2 separate regions of the Homo sapiens genome follow, and region 2 is linked to region 1. A link is a contact called in ENCODE Hi-C or POLR2A ChIA-PET data. All regions are on one chromosome and are shown on one strand. Each heading gives the region's core, a stretch centred on a gene start or an enhancer-like site at or near the end of the contact. The rest is flanking DNA. Distances are from core to core; before and after follow the strand shown.

What was found. Hi-C counts contacts between places; a loop is a spot of excess contacts on that map. ChIA-PET counts read pairs that join two places held with the same protein, here RNA polymerase II (POLR2A). Pooled maps may share reads with other maps.
Region 2: a pooled map shows a loop between it and region 1 (2.1-fold over the local background). The contact joins two enhancer-like sites. A Hi-C loop is called at or near these places in 2 of 50 pooled maps. POLR2A ChIA-PET finds 5 or more read pairs at or near these places in 6 of 52 experiments (A549, BJ, IMR-90 and 3 more).

What each region holds. Positions count from the first base shown.
Region 1 is chr17:61,216,142-61,221,909 of GRCh38, reverse strand. The region is part of intron 22 of BCAS3 (BCAS3 microtubule associated cell migration factor); the gene reads right to left. Among named protein-coding and RNA genes, the nearest start is that of BCAS3-AS1, 83 kb to the right of the region's middle. Within about 2 kb of position 2,214, at least 5 of the 41 ENCODE cell types and tissues checked have a DNase peak (open chromatin) inside an H3K27ac peak, as active enhancers do; they include IMR-90 and Panc1, where a contact is called at or near this core.
Region 2 is chr17:61,354,020-61,359,787 of GRCh38, reverse strand. The region is part of intron 22 of BCAS3 (BCAS3 microtubule associated cell migration factor); the gene reads right to left. Among named protein-coding and RNA genes, the nearest start is that of TBX2-AS1, 43 kb to the left of the region's middle. RefSeq lists an enhancer at 2,786-3,080. Within about 2 kb of position 3,012, at least 4 of the 41 ENCODE cell types and tissues checked have a DNase peak (open chromatin) inside an H3K27ac peak, as active enhancers do; they include IMR-90 and Panc1, where a contact is called at or near this core.

The DNA.
Region 1 (5,768 bases), core at 965-3,464:
CATTTTACAAATGAGGAAACTGTGGCAGAGGCAGGCAAACCCATTTCCTAGTTAGTGAGGTGGTTAGCATTCCGGGTAACGCTAGGGTTTATGCTTTTCACATCATACTCTCCTGTAGCCCACATTCTTGTGGTTTTTTCCTTCATGGTATGTAGCCTTCTGCAGGTTTCTTTTTTTGGTGCCTTGCAGAGCACCCCAACCACAGGCACATCTAAGCCTTTTTTTAGGATCTTGGTTGGGGTAACAGTCCCAAGAGCACACAGCAACAGCAGCTTTAGGAGAGAAGCCCAGCTCTAAGAAAGTGAAGGGGAAACAGACTTGGGCCTTCCCAAGGATCCATGCCATAATGTGTCCCAGAGGTGTACTGGCTTTTTCTTCCAATCGTGATAATCAGATTTATCCCTTAATAGCTAAAGTCATGCCTCTGCTGGTGACAAGAAGTTAAGAATCTTAAATCTCTAAAGGACAGATGATAACCCAGTGCTATCAATGTGGTTTGGGAAGAGGAAGCTGTGAAATGGCCTTAAGTGTCTGATAGGAGATTTTTTTCAGGCAGCCTGCAACACTGTGGATGGTGATAATGATAAAAACCAATTGTAAGTAGGTAGGGCTTGAAGTAAAGGAAGTCTCTTTCTCTCTAACATTAGAAGGAAGTATTCTGAGATCTTCTTTAGAATGAGCCAGGCAAACTACTGTTTCCATGTCCCTGAAAGGGAAAGTGATGTAGAGAAACAATTATAGCAGCTGATATCTGCACCGACACTTTGTAACACTGGGATTCTACTATGAACCACACTTTCTTTTTGTTTTTGAGACGGAGTCTCACTCTGTCACCAGGCTGGAGTGCAGTGGTGCGATCTCGGCTCACTGCGAGCTCTGCCTCCCGGGTTCATGCCATTCTTCTGCCTCAGCCTCCCAAATAGCTGGGACTACAGGCGCCCGCCACCATGCCCAGCTAATTTTTTGTATTTTTAGTAGAGATGGGGTTTCACCGTGTTGGCCAGGATGGTCTCGATCTCCTGACCTCGTGATCCACCCACCTCGGCCTCCCAAAGTGCTGGGATTACAGGCGTGAGCCACCGCGCCCAGCCGAACTACACTTTCTAGGTGGAACACAGACATCTTTTCCTCAGAGGCTCCTCCTGATTAGACCAAGTTCTTGTATCACACCAACAACCTTGTTAATTTGGCCACTTTTTTTTTCTTCCATTCTTACCACTAGTTCCCTTTTGAGTACCCTGTTGTCACTGGGTGTAGAGATCAAGAACTGTCTTTGGCGCCACAGGGGGGAAATCAATGTAGTGTCATTGTATTACCTCACTGAACTACCTCATTGTTTTAGCAAAGAGAATTCCAGGTGGAGTGGATATCCATTCTGTTTAATCCTAAAATTTGAAGTTTTAAGTCATTAGTTGAGAATTCGGCTACTTTGTTGAATCTGAAGATCAAATAATGGAACCAAGTTGACAAAGTAGCATTAATTAACTGTAAACTCTAAAATGTGGGCAAGCTATTAAATAGAAAATAGAAGCTGTGGGCCTGATATTCTCCAAATAGATTATTGTGACTCCATCAAATGAGAAAACTTCAGTTTTTTTGTTTTTTGTTTGTTTTTTGAGATGGAGTCTCACTCTGTTGCCCAGGCTGAAGTGCAGTGGCACAATCTTGGCTCACTGCAACCTCTGCCTCCCAGATTCAAGCGACTCTCCTGCCTCAGCCTCCTGAGTAGCTGGGATTAGAGGCGCCTGCCACCACGCCTGGCTAATTTTTGTATTATTAGTAGAGACGTGATTTCACTGTATTGGCCAGGCTGGTCTCAAACTCCTGACCGTGTGATCTGCCCACCTCAACCTCCCAAAGTGCTGGGATTACAGGCGTGAGCCACCGCGCCCGGCCGAAAACTTTAGTTTTAACGGCACACCAGAATTTTCCTCTGAAAGGTTGTGGGAATGGCAAACTTATTTCTGGTTAGACCCTCTTTCTTGCCCTACTCCTCTCCCCCCATAACCTGCCTTGTTTTTCCTACCCCAAACAGGATGGGAAAAAAACGTCCTTAAAAGACCTTTCCTTTTTTATGTTACACAATCTCATCTCTGGAATTCAAGTCCTAGTACTGCTCAGCCCAAATAAGAAGTGCTTGTCACCAGGAAGGCGGCCATCTAAACAAGCAGCAGCTGGATGAGAAAAGAGGGCATGTCAGCCCAGAGCAGCAGAGAGGGTTTCTCACGGCAGCTATTTGCAACCCTCCAAGGAGCTACAGAGGCTGCCCATTAAAACCCTGTTAAAACACTTCTGATGTTGTCAGCAGCAGAAAGCTGAAATAGCACAGTGATCGCTGAGATGCTATCTGCCTCAAGCAATTCAGTGGTACTGTCAATACTATGAGCAAGAAGGTACAAGATAAGCAACAATCTAATTTCTACATCAAAATTTCATAAACTCCCTGAGCTGGCAGCACCAGTAATATGGGCACACAGAGACCAAGTCAATGGGCCACCTGTGAGAAAGGAAGACTCATGTTAAGTCTGACCCAAAAGTCCTGAACCTGATCACTGCATGACTCCCAAAACTCCCTAGGAAATATGCCCAGAAAGGAATCACTGGAATGTTCCTCTCCAGGGTATCGCTGGGTACCACTGAGACACAGGATTTCTGGACAAGGATCTTTCTCAGAGATTGTATGTTTAGAGGACAACCTACTTTACCATCATCTACTCACCTTCGTCCCCCATAAGAAGAGTGAACACTTCTCAAAAAGGCTACAGACCTGTTTGCTTTTGGACTTTACTTCATTTCATATTTCCTATAAAAATATTAGTTACGGAGCGCAGAATCCTAATTCTAGAGAGCCATCCTTTATCAGCAAACAGAAAATGAGGAGGGAGATCACTTTTTTGGATTCAAGTGACACTACTTGTGTTGAAAACAATGGGACATACAGGCTAATTCTAATTACTTTAGAAGCACAGATTCTGGTATCATTCCATTTAGTAGCTCTTTCTTTTGGTTCTCCTATGTTTAATGTAGGGTGATAAATAAGGTGACTATCATCCAAACTGGTACACTTTTGGGTGACATAAGCGGCAATGATAATTAAACTGGTACAAGTAAAGCTGGGACCTAGGCAAATGTGGACCTGCAGTAACCCTAGCTAAGTCTCTGTCCTCATAGCAAACTGAGAACTGAAAAGTTATGTGACAATACAGGAAATGAGTAAGTGGCTATTTAATCACAAAACTAAACAGCAGGATGGAATGGAGATGTTCAGCCCATCAGCTGGATGTCTTGCTTGCCTAAACAACAAATATCAGCTACTTGAACCACAATGTTCATAGCAGGCAACTGTGCAGATCCATCCCTGTGCCTCTTGGTGAGAGGAAGGGAGTCATTACCAAAATAATTATAATGCAGTTGCAATTACTCACTGTAGCTTTACATACAGGATTGTAGGACCTCTAGGAACATGAAATTTAACTGATGCCAACAGCATGTACGTCTCAGAGTCCTTTTTCCTGGCTCTAAGGACAGACAGACTGGGGTTTGGGCATTTTCCATTTTAATAGAAGAATTTAAGGTAAGCCCAACAATCTTAGGAGAATTCGGTCTTCAGTCTTTCGGCTAGGAAAAGGGGCATTACCTAACCTTTGGATGCTACTACTCACTGTGATAATGGGCTCACAGCAGCCTTGGAATGCGGCAGTAGAGAGGGGACTTCAGACTGAGAAAGTCAGTGTAGTCAGCTCCAGGAGGAACAAGTTGTAAGATGCCCAATTTAATCTCTCATGACCCAACATTTAGGAGTCTTTCCTTTAACCATCTCAGTTCTTCTTGTTCTGGCTGGATTGAGATTGTGATACAATAACCAGATGGTAAACATAGCAATACTGAAATGGAGAGCTACTTGGAGAAGGTCAGATAATCCCAAGGATTCTGGTGGTAACCAGTCCACTAAATTATCAGTGATCTGTTGTAACAGAACTCATTCAAAAGCATGAAGGCCTCTCACAGGAGCAACAAAGTCAGCCACCAAGACTGTTGTTACAGAGAAGTCCGACGCTTTTCTAGTTTATTTTGTGCTTGGCGCTAGGAATTTCTGTAAAAAATTACTTTTAATAAGGGAGGGGAAAAAAGGCTTAGAGGAGTAGAAGCAAAGCAGTGTGGGATGTTACGGGATCAAGAATAATGTTTCTCAAGAAAATCAACTAGTCAGAGGAAGCTGCCTAATGATATCAGGTCTGGAAAACCTAACAGGATAAAAATGCAGACTTTTGGAGTGTCTAGGTCCTGGGAATATGCCCTTCATTTATTTGCCCACTCCTTTAATAGCTCCAAATAACCATGAGGGGAGGTGGGTGGGGGAAAGCATTTCTGCTCTTAGTTCCTGTTTATCTTGTTCAAGAAAGATTTCCTATAATTTACATTACTGGGGCAAGCCAAACTAAGCCAAAACGATTGTGGGGCCATTATATGCCTACCAAATGCTTCCAAACCATTGTAAGGACTGGAAATCATCCAGCTGGGGAAATAATCTATTCTTTTCAGGAACCTAGATTTTCACTATCACAAAAAATGGAGGATACTTTAAAACTAGTGCTAACTTTATTTTTATTTGTTTATTTATTTATTTGAGATGGAGTCTTGCTCTGTCACTCAGGCTGGAGTGCAGTGGCACGATCTCAGCTCACTGCAACCTCCGCCTCCTGGGTTCAAGCGATTCTCCTGCCTCAGCCTCCTGAGTAGCTGGGACTGCAGGAGTGTGCCACCACACCCAGCTAATTTTTTGTATTTTTTTAGTAGAGACGGGGTTTCACCGTGTTAGCCAGGATGGTCTCGATCTCCTGACCTCGTGATCCACCCACCTCAGCCTCCCAAAGTGCTGGGATTACAGGTGTCAGCCACCCCACCCGGCCAAAACTAGTGCTAACTTGAAACTACACATGGTAGGCAAACAACTTTGCAGATTGACTACCTATATGAAGGTATTTAGATTCAAGCAGATGCACATTTAAATCCTGCATTTTAATAGTCTATTTGAAAATCATCTCATGTCACATAAAATCAACATATAGGCTGGGCACGGTGGCTCATGCCTGTAATCCCAGCACTTTGGGAGGCTGAGGTGGGTGGATCCTGAGGTCAGGAGTTCAAGACCAGCCTGACTAACATGGTGAAACCCCGTCTCTACTAAAAATACAAAAATTAGCTGGGCGTGGTGGCGGGTGCCTGTAATCCCAGCTACTCAGGAGGCTGAGGCAGGAGAATCGCTTGAACCCGGGAGATGGAGGTTGCAGTGAGCCGAGATTGCCATTGCACTTCAGCCTGGGCGACAGAGCAAGACTCCAACTCAAAAATAAATAAATAAAATAAAATAAAATAAAATAAAATAAAATAAACACATACTTATTGACTTGCTTAGTTCATAGGTACAATGATACATACTATAATCCTACACGTTTCAATTTGATATGTCGATTTGAGCTGTTAAGTGTTTTTACTTTATACTTCTGGTTTAGCTAGAGCCAACTGCTGAAAGAAAAAAGCTTCCCCTTCAGTACCTTGTAGACTTAAGAAAAATCTGACAAAATGGTGATATAATCCCACTAGGGGCATCTTGTGTTATAAACAAACGCACATCAACACCACTCTAAATCCACTCATCTGTCTCAGGCCGTCCTGAACTTCTGGACATCCCATGATACTTTAAGGAATCTCCCTGCTAGCTTAAAATTTAATCTTAGGAAATGGGAATAGAAAATTCACATTGTGCC
Region 2 (5,768 bases), core at 1,763-4,262, 140 kb before region 1:
CAGGCGCAGTGGCTCACGCCTTTAATCCCAGCACTTCGGGAGGCCAAGGTGGGCGGATCACCTGAAGTCAGGAGTCTGAGACCAGCCTGGCCAACATGGCAAAACCCTGTCGCTATTAAAAATACAAAAATTAGCTGGGCATGGTGGTGCATGCCTGTAATTCCAGCTACTCAGGAGGCTGAAGCAGGAAAATCACTTGAATTTGGTGGGCAGAGATTGCAGTGAGATCCGCGGCACCGCACTCCAGCCTGGGCAACAAAGAGAGAGTCCGTCTCAAAAAAAAAAAACAAAACCTTGAAGTAACCTGATGTTAACCAATGAGCTTTTTTTTTTTTCTATTGTTTCCTTGATCTCACCTTAAAAAACCCGCTGTTCTACCACTGCCCAGTGGGAGCTCTCATTCTATTTTGTAGAATGGAGGCTGCCCAGATTCATGAATCACAAATAAAAGCCAATTAGATCTATAATGAAGTTTGTTATAATTTTGTCTTTTGACAAGTGCTTTGTAAGCTACACAGGCCCATTCAAAATTAGAGGATTACCCCAGGGCTCTGTAAGCAGCTCTTCTTTGGGGCAGTGGGATTCTATGAAAGGCTAAGAGAGTGACTGAGGGAACACTGGGCCAGAGGCAAGCAGCCAGAGGAGAAATACTGGAGCCTGGGCAATGCCACCGGTAAGGCTGACTGGTTATGCGTCAATTACATAGCAAGGGCCTTTGGTGGGGAGTGAAAGCGTATGGTGAGTATGTGCACCCCACTTTCTCTGAGGATGCCTGCAGGGGGCACAGGAGAGTAGGAGAAGCAACCTCTTAGCTCTGATCTCCCCACATCTGAGGGTGGGGATAGAACTTTTTAGCTCCCTAAATTCTTCGATAAACAAGCAGAGTTATACTCAACACGCGTAAGAACGGAATGAGATTGACTGTTTCGGGCAGGAATATTACTAGTATAAGCTATCTGACGGGCAATTTGGCAATATGCATTAAGAATCAAGGCCAGACGCGGTGGCTCACACCTGTAATCCCAGCACTTTGGGAGGCTGAGGCAGGCGGATCACCTGAGGCCGGAAGTTCAAAACCAGCCTGGCCAACATGGGAAAACTCTACTAAAAATACAAAAATTAGCCAGGCATGGTGGTGCATGCCTGTAATCCCAGCTACTCAGGAGGCTGAGGCAGGAGAATCACTTGAACCCAGGAGGTGGAAGTTGCAGTCTGCCAAGATCGTGGCACTGCACTCCAGCCTGGGTGATGGAGGGAGACACTGTCTCAAAAAAAAAAAAAAAAAAATTAAAAACGTGCCCAACTACTGACCTAGGCAGGGATGCCACTTCCAGAAATCTAGCCAAAATAAATAACCTAGGAAGCAACAACCGTCATGCATAAATACGCTCATTGCCATTTTAACACAGCCCTACAATATGGTATTTGTTAAGAAAGTTATACTTCATTCTTGCAGTAGAATGTTAGGTAGTCATAAACATGATGTTTATAATTAGAATTCTTTAAGATACAATGTTAAATTTAAAAAGACAAAAGTATACAGTTATTATTATTGAACAATGCAAAAGAAACATGGAAAAACATTCTAAATGATTCACGACAAAATGTTAACCACGCTGTCTCTGGGTAGTCAGGCTATAGGGGACTCTTCTGTTACTTTATATTTTTCTATATGTTTCCCACAATTTTTTTTTTTTTTTGAGATGGAGTCTCACTCTGTTGCCCAGGCTGTAGGGCAGTGGCATGCTTTCAGCTCACTGTAACCTCTGCCCCCCGGGCTCAAGTGATTCTTGTGCCTTAGCATCCCAAGGAGCTGGGATTACAGGCATGTGCCACCATGCCCAGCTAATTTTTGTATTTTTAGTAGAATGAGGTTTCAACATGTTGGCCAGGCGGGTCTGGAACTCTTGACCTCAAGTGATCCACCCGTCTCGGCCTCCCAAAGTTCTGGGATTACAGGCTTGAGCCACTGTGCCCAGCTGTTTCCTAATTATTTTTTTGTATTTTATATTTTTTATTATTATTTATTATTTTAAAAAAATTTTTGGCCGGGCATGGTGGCTCATGCCTGTAATCCCAGTACTTTGGGAGGCTGAGGTGGGTAGATAATGAGGTCAGGAGTTCAAGACCAGCCTGGCTAAGATGGTGAAGCCCCGTCTCTACTCAAAATACAAACATTAGCCGGGTGTGGTGGCAGGCGCCTATAACCCCAGCTACTCAGGAGGCTGAGGCAGAGAACTGCTTGAACCCAGGAGGCAGAGGCTGCAGTGAGCCGAGATCGCGCCACTGCACTCCAGCCTGGGCGACAAAGCAAGACTCTGTTTCAAAAAAAAAAAAAATAAAAATTTTTTTTTTTTAGAGAGAGGATCTCACTCTGTCGCCCAGGCTGGAGTGCAGTGGTGCAATCATAGCTTACTGCAGCCTTGAACTCTTGGGCTGAAGCAATCCTCCCTCCTCTCCCAAGTAGCTGAAACCATAGGCACCTGTTATTTTATTTATTTATTTATTTAATTAATTAATTTATTTATTTATTTATTTATTTTTTGTAGATATGGAGTCTTGTTCGTTGCCCAGGCTGGATCTCAAACTGTTGGCTTCCAGTGATGCTCCTGCCTTGGCCTCCTGAAGTGCTGGGATTACAGGCATGAGCCACTGCACTTGGCCTACAGTTTCTGTAATCAGTTTTTTAAGAAAAAAAAAAAAGAAAGAAAGAAAAAGTCGAGAGACAAAAAAATGCCTCCTGGGAGAAGCACTCATGCTGGGACCAGGTGGGCCCATAAGAAGCACGGGAGGCACCTGACCTTGCTGCGATGCCTCCTCTGTCAAGTCCTGTGCTCGGTCCTGACTCAGCCGGGGGCAGGTGAGCCTGCAGCTCCATGGCCCATGTCTGACTCTTCTCCCAGTGGCCATGGCTGGCTGCATGCAATGTTGACTCATCCCTGTGTACACATGGCATATTTATTTTTAATTCATATTAGGAATGTGCACCAACTTGTGTGTGAAAAATGGCAGAAACGATTCCACCTCTGTACAAATTTCATACATCAGATCAGAAAGGGCTAGAAGAACAACTCTGGAAGGAGTTGATTTTAAAATCAAGTCCCTTTACCTGTCCTCTTTGTCTCCCCTGCCTACAACTAACCTCTGGATAAACAGGCCCGGCTTCCTAGGAGACACCTTTTCATGACTGTCAAGAAATGGCTGAGGCCCTCACACATCATGAGGTCATTGAGCAGGGCTGTGAGCCCAAGAGATCAGTCATCAGTGTAGGTCCCAGTAAGGAGAATCTCGACTGGCTCCACATTCAGAACAAACATGGAGGTGCTTCAGGGAACAAGAGAGCTTTCCAAGTCAGGCTGAAGCTGGCATTCCCAGACTGGACGCCAGAGACCCTTTACTCTTCTGTTTTAAACTTGGCACACTCATGATTTCTCCCCCTCCAAGGAGGAAGAGAAGAATCATTTTGTAGCTGGGCTGCAATGACAATGTTTCCTGGCCAGGTGCGGTGGCTCACGCCTGTAATCCCAGCACTTTGGGAGGCCGAGGCGTGTGGATCACCTGAGGTCAGGAGTTCGAGACCAGCCTGGCCAACACGGTGAAACCCCGTCTCTACAAAAATACAAAAATCAGCCGGGCATGATGGCAGGCGCCTGTAATCCCAGCTACTCGGGAGGCTGAGGCAGGAGAATCACTTGAACCCGGGAGGCGGAGGTTGCAGTGGGCCGAGATTGCGCCATTGTACTCCAGCCTGGGCCACAGAGTAAGACTCAGTCTCAAAAAAGAGAAAAGAAAAAGAAAATGTTTCCTGTAGGCTGCTCTGGCCTGCTTCTTCAGGTGGATAGAAAACATACACATAGAGCTGTGATAGGATTCCTATGGCAGGGCTCAGAATACACTGCAAGACAAACTATCCTCGGAAACCTAGCAATTCCTTCAATGGAAAAACAAGGAACTGAATCTCTCAAGACAGCAAGCATACAAACTGGGTTTTCTAGGACAGTCCTCATTCCAAATAATTAGTCTGTGGTCAGGTATCAGGAAAGGTAAGATAACTAACATTTGTCGGGTGTCCACTTTGCATCAGGCATAGCTACTTTATACACACTATTGCACTGAAATCATCCCAATAACTTATGAGGTGGATGTTATTGTTCCAATTTGTACAGTTCAAGGAACTGTGGCAGAGAGAAGTAAGATTGTTGCTTAAGATGACAAGGTCAAGGGTACAGTCAGGATTAGGATCCTAGGTTCATTTGGCTCCAAAGCCTGTCATTTCTCCACTAAAACTACCATGCTGAATTTTTTTTTTTGAAAATATGGCTGGAGTGCCAGCGAGGGGGTTTTCAGCTCAGTCTTTCCATTCCAGAATTTTTAAGTGTTCTTGCAGTTGGGTGGTAGGGGGTGGAGGGAGCAACCCAGCTAAATCCTGTGATTTCTGTGCTCCACAAATAAGTCAAACACGAGGCTCTCAACTGAGAACTTTGAAGTCTGAAACCTGGGGCCAAGAAGTCTTCTGTTTTTATTAGTCAAAGAAGATGTTTCAAAAACCAGATTTATCATGACTGGATTTCAGATGTGAAACCCAATATACACACAGACACGAGTGGCTTGTCCTCTTGGATTATTTCTGACCTTTTACTCTCCTCTGAGGATCTGCGTTTCCTCAGAGTGCGAACTCTCTGCCTCCCCAGCTGGCGGAGGTGTCTGGAGGCCCAGCTTTGCAGGCCTGGGCCCCCTGCTGGCCTTGGGAATTTCAAAGAGCAGGGAGGGATGGGTGGGCACACTGGCTCTGATCTGGAGCCAGGGGCTATTTGTTCCTCTAAGGCCCTGGGACAGTAGCTGCGGGGAAAGGAAAGGAGGAGTCCACCTGCCCTGAAGGGGAGGGTCCCGGATGTGCCTGCCGGTACTGGAGTTGACCCGTTTGATACCTGACCCATTTTTAGCTTTGTTATTTTGGTAGTCTCCTAACTATGTGGGCTTTAAAAATGGTGTTCCCAGCTTGGGCAATAAACATGTGTATTTGGAGTGTGTGGTCAACCTTCCACCTCTCTCAACCACCTAAACCCAAGAGCTCTCACTCCAAAGGACAAACCTGTACCAGATTTTCAGGTGCAGGGTCCTTGGGAAGAAGATCTGGGCCTGGCCTCCCATCCTGACTGGGGGCAAGGTACATTACAGAATCCCGACTTCCCAGGTCCTTGCACTGAAGCTGTTCAACAAAGACTTGGCCTGAGAAGAGCAGGCTAAGCAGCAGCACTGTTTTGGACAATGGAGGGGTCACTTACTAGAGTGGCTGTGGATGGTTTCCATCAGGCCTTGAGGCTTCAGGTGGGCAGAGGACCTTGCACCTTGCACAGAGGGGTGATGGGCTGAGCGTGAGTGTGAAGGCCTGGATGTTCCCCACTCAAGGGCGGTGGAAGAGTCCACTGGAACAGGAAGTCTCTCATGAAAATCTCACATATTTTCACAGAATAAGTACATATTTTTCTCATAATTCTCTCTTTCCTTTTGGTTGTGGGATCACAGCAATTTTTACCACAGGCAGGACAGATGCTGTCAACTCCATTTCATAGATGAGGAAGCCAAGGCTCAGGGTGGTTCAATGACTTGCCTCAGTCACCTTAGTTTCTCACCGTCCAGGGTGGTTGTGCGACCTTCTGTGAAGGTCTCAGTGAACAAACTGGCATGCTGCAGAAGCATCATGGCTGCCAGAGGTGGGTGCGGAAGTAGAACCAGCGGGGTGGCCTGGTGAGTGGCCTTGCTACAGT